Linked DNA regions of Homo sapiens: region 2 is linked to region 1. Evidence: chromatin loops called from intact Hi-C (ENCODE). Cell type or tissue: gastrocnemius medialis. All regions are shown on one strand. Region 1 overlaps PAX7 (paired box 7). Region 2 has its middle 95 kb from the start of TAS1R2.

What was found. Hi-C counts contacts between places; a loop is a spot of excess contacts. Peaks named below come from ENCODE experiments on the same cell type or tissue, not always from the same donor. Only the 100,000 strongest peaks of a DNase experiment are listed, where the experiment ranks them.
Region 2: a loop joins it to region 1, with 2.7 times the contacts of the local background. A loop is called at or near these places in 1 of 110 quality-filtered maps.

The regions. Positions count from the first base shown.
Region 1 is chr1:18,680,566-18,683,065 of GRCh38, reverse strand. The region is part of intron 4 of PAX7 (paired box 7); the gene reads right to left. Among named protein-coding and RNA genes, the nearest start is that of PAX7, 51 kb to the right of the region's middle. In gastrocnemius medialis, CTCF peaks have their summits at 1,273 and 1,472 (motif pointing right); no DNase peak of the experiment used is centred here.
Region 2 is chr1:18,763,050-18,765,549 of GRCh38, reverse strand. No RefSeq gene overlaps it. Among named protein-coding and RNA genes, the nearest start is that of TAS1R2, 95 kb to the left of the region's middle. In gastrocnemius medialis, no CTCF peak of the experiment used is centred here; a DNase peak (open chromatin) is centred at 999; H3K27me3 peaks cover 1,046 bases.

The DNA.
Region 1 (2,500 bases):
GGTTTCTGGCTGTAGCTGACCACTTTCCTGACCCCCATCCACTTCCCCCACACAGGTACTCCCCTGTCCTGGTGAGCAGGGACCCCAGCCAGGTGCCCTGCCCCACCCAGGCAGCTGGGCAGCTGTGCAGGGACAGGTGGAGAAGGGGATTGAGTGAGGGTACAGGAGCAGGGAGGGGGCTCTGCATATTCCCCTTGAGACCAGTCCTTGAAAGATGGGTTCTCCATCAACTCCCTAGGTCCTGCCTACCCCGCCCCCACAGCCCGGCAGCACCTCCTCTCTCCCCTTCCCAGGCAGACCCAGGAGGGGCCGAGAATGTCTTAAGGCCACAGCACATCTGGGGAGTCCATTATCTCCAGCCCTTGGACCAAGGCTAAACCACCAAGTTGCTGGCCCCAGAGGAGGGGGTGGCAGCTCAGAGTCTCAGGGACTTGCCCAGGGCCACTGCCAGAAGGTGGCAGGGTGGGATTCTAATGTGGGGTTTTCTAGGGCTGGAGTCCCGCCCACTTCAGGCTGCTCCTCCCATCCCCAGTTCTCCACTGGGAAGAAGACAGGGTGAGCTGGCATTGATCCAGGGAGAACACTTCTTGCTTCTTCTCGAAGGAGATTCTAGAAAGGGGGCAACATGGCTCCTCCCCCTCCATGGGGCCCAACAGCTGGCAAAGGGCAAGACTCCTCCATGCTGATGTCTGAAGGGTCCCACCGGCCCCTAACCAGAACCTAGGCCTCAGGCTCCATGGCCAGGTCCTCTGGCTGCCCCAGAGGCCTCCTGGGGGCTAGGAAGCATTGGCAATGTGAGGATCCAAATATGCTCTGTCTGACTCCAAATCCTACACTCTCTCCCAGTGACTGAGAGACCCCCACAGGTTCAATTTCACTCTCCCAACTCAAGGAGAGGAGGGAGGGAGGAGAGTGTCTTTAGGAAAGCCAGAGTTGGACTCTCACCTTGTTCACAAAACTTGACAAAACTTTTTCTCCAGGGAGCTCCCATCGAACCCCACCAGGCCGGATTTTAAAATTCTAAGCCCGGCCGGACATAGTGGCCCACACCTGTAATCCCAGCACTTTGGGAGGCCAAGGTGGGTGGATCATCTGAGGTCAGGAGTTCGAGACCAGCCTGACCAACATGGTGAAACCCGTCTCTACTAAAAATACAAAATTAGCCAGACATGTTGGTGCATGCCTGTAATCCCAGCTGAGGCAGAAGAATCACTTGAACCCGTGAGGCAGAGGTTGCAGTAAGCTGAGATTGCACCATTGCACTCCAGCCTGGGCAACAAGAATGAAACGCCGTATCAAAAAATAAAAATAAAAATAAAATAAAATAAAATAAAATAAAATAAAATAAAATAAAATAAAATAAAATAAAATAAATTCTAAGCCCTAGGTAGATGATTTGCACCACAAAATCTGATGCAAGGGGAAACTGCAGTGGGGCATTCTCTGATCCTGGCTCTCTGCTAGCAGCATGGTACTGTCCTTAGACACTAGAGGGCACTGTGTATACATTCCTGCCAGGAAAGAGCCTTTCTAGGAAGAAGGAAGTAGTACTGCTGGAAATGGTACTGTGTAGTTGCATGGACAGAATTCAGAGCCCTGTATTCTCGTGGCAGACCCAGAGCTCTTTCTTCTGCGCCAAGCTGTGAACCAAGCACAAAGCACATATGGGAGATGAAGCAAGAGGTTGAAGTTGAAGATATCATGAGGACCCTTCTAACTTGGTCTCTTTAACATGCTGGTGTCCTGTGCAGCTAATATGGAGTTTTGGAAGGGGTGGCAGCTGTGAATTAGTGAGGAGGATGAGGTGGGACATTTTAAGAGGGCACCTTGGGGGCAGGGGCAGGCCCACTCTATGAGGAGCTCAGCTCAAAATCTTTTTTTTTTTTTTTTTTTTTTTTTTTACGGAGTTTTGCTCTTGTTGCCCAGGCTGGAGTGCAATGGTACAATCTCAGCTCACCGCAACCTCCGCCTCCCAGGTTCAAGCGATTCTCCTGCCTCAGCCTTCCGAGTAGCTGGGATTACAGGCATGTGCCACCATGCCTGGCTAACTTTGTATTTTTAGTAGAGAGTGGGTTTCTCCATGTTGGTCAGGCTGGTCTTGAACTCCTGAGCTCAGGTGATCTGCCCACCTTAGCCTCCCAAAGCCTCCCAAAGTGCTGGGATTACAGGCGTGAGCCACCGCGCCCGGCTCAAAATCTTTTACACTCTTCCTGTGACTTTAAGTCCATCTTGAAATTACTCACTAGTTCTCATTCACTTCTCTCATGGGTTATTTCAATCATTTACTCATCCAAGTTATTTAAGCAGCAGGGAGAGCAACGATTGTGCTGGGCAGAGCAGAGGTCACTATGCTGCTCCTGAAGGGCTTGCCCGCTTGGTCCTATCTTACAAAGTGTGGTGGAGGTAGCAAGGGCTGGCACTGGGGGAGAGGTGAGAAGAGTAGAGGCAGTGAGGTCAGACGGACCTGGGTTTGAGTTCGGAATCTGCCTCCTACCAGCCA
Region 2 (2,500 bases), 82 kb before region 1:
TGTCAGGCAGCGCCATCTTTACTCGGGGTCTCCTGTGGAGCTCCCAGCTCTGCCATGGCTGAGCAGACCTGTTGAATCTCTGCCCCCTGCACCCTACCCCTTTCCCAGCCTTTCCCATCTCAGTTAGTGGCCTCCATGTCTCCCCAACTGTAAAGGAGCAAAGCCGAGGAGTTACTCTCCATTCCCTCCTTTCCTAACCCCCACCATATCCCAATTCATGAGCAGGACCTGCTGGCTTTTCCTCCAAAATGTGTCCTGAATCTCTCTCCTCTCCACCTCATTGCCACCACCCTGTCAAAGCCACCATTGTCACTGAGCCCCTGGCTTCTTGCCTGTCCAGCTTCATACGATAGTCAAACAGACTTTTTCTAAGTCTGATTATGTCCCTCAAGACCCTCCATGGTTTTCATTCATTCTTAGAATAAAATCTAACTTCTTTGCCAGGATCTACAAGGCCCTTTATTCTGTGGCCACTGTCCATTTCACCCTTCCAATCTCCTATCACAAATGTAAGGCTGATTGAGTAAATGGATGAATAAATGAATGAATGCATGGGGAAGGGCCTAGACTGAGAATTAAGAAACATGGACTCAAGCCCTGGTTACTCTGGGACTTTGGACAACTCCTGCTTGTCTTGTCAAAGGAGTCTTGGAGGGGGTAAGTTCCATGCCAAGGTCATCCAGTGGTAGCTGAAAGAGCTAGAATTTGAACAGCTGCCCATCTGGTTCCAAAGCTCATGATGTCCTCGTCGTGCTTTTTCTCTGAATGTGCTTTCTATCCCCAGATCCCTCCTCTTGTCTCCAGGTTGGGACCAGAAGCACATCCAGCTGCTGCCAGAAATCCCCACCTGACCCTGCTTTCGGGCAGGGAGCTGGGCCCCCTCGTGCTGCAGAACCCTCCACCCACCAGCGCCTGGCCACTCCCAAACCAGCTGCAGAGGCTTGGAGAGGACACTTCATAAGACAAAGTGTACCCAACTCAAAAAGGGCGTGCTGCCACATCCAGCTGTCTTCCGGAAAGAACCAGATCAACTGCTACTCTGCTGAAGATGGAAAAAATCCCATTAATTTCCTGAGTCTGGACACAGCCCCAGATGACTGAAGCGTCAATCTCCCAGCCTCTGTGCAATGGAGCTAACCCCCTCCCGATCCTTTCTCTAATCCAGGGTTTCTCAACCTTGCCACTGACATTTTGGGCCAGATAATTGTATGTTGAAAGGACTGTCCTGTGCCTCATAGGATGTTGAGCAGCATCCCTGGCCTCTACTCATTAGATGCCAGTAGCAGCTCACCCACCCAACTGTTATAGCCACAAGTGTCTCCAGACATTGCCAAATGTCTCCTGGGGTCAGTAAGACAACAGATTGCCCCCAGTTAGGATTACAGTAAAATTGCCCCCAGGTAAGAACCATTGCTCAAATCTTAAGCATAGCTTGATCCGGAGCTGTTCGATGTTGCAGGATAATAACCCCTACACTGGACATTACTTATCCACACTGCAGGCTTCTAGTGATCAGTAACTCACATGGAACACTTATTAAGTGCCAGGCATCCCACATCTAACATAGATCAACTCACTGACTCCTCACAGCAGCCCTTTGGGGCAGGTACTCTTATTACTCCATTTTACAGATGAGGAGACTGAAGCACAAGAGGTTCGATGAGTTACTCAGGGTTATGCTGTTGACAAACTACCCCAGAAAGCCAGGCTCTCTGCAGGGCATGTGCCCGCATTTATGTGCTCATTGAATCCTAACTACTTTACAAGTCAAAGTGCCATGATGTGTGGATTTCATAGGAGGAAACGGAGGCTCATGCAGTTTCCATGAACTCACCCAGTATCCCATAGCCATGGCAACTGGCAGAGCCAGGGTTTGAACCCAAAGCTTATGGTGAAGCCCGTTATCTTCCCACTACTCCTGACTGCCTTTTAGAGATGCGCAAATACACTTTTGGCTTGACAGATGCTTAGAGATTTTATTCACATAGATAATAAGTGAAGATTTATTGAATAGTTATTGATGTCCACTCCATGCGAGGTCCTGTAGTTAAGAACACAGGCCCTTCCTTATCTTTTAGAGACAATGCTGAACTATCTAAAGATGATGTGAGGTCTGGAATTTGCTTCAACCTAACCCAGGGTGTGGAGGAGTGATTGGTGGGGGGACACATGAAATGGGATGGGTGGTAAGCTGGTAACTGTGGAGGCCGGTGATGGCTATGTCTTTAACTCTTGTGATATTTTCCATCTTACGATGACTTTTAAAGTGTGAACACTGAATTCTTGTCTGGGTTTATGCCCTGGCTTCACCACCCAGGGTGTCATCTTGAATACTTTTCTTTGCTTCTCTAGACCTTGGTTTCCTCCTCCCTAAACTGAGCATAATCATTTCCAGCTGACAGGGTTGTTGTAAGGATTGAGTAAGATGACCCAGGACAGTATGTGGACCACCTGCACAGAGTGAGGACCTGGCCAATAGCAGGACTCCTCAGGGCTCATA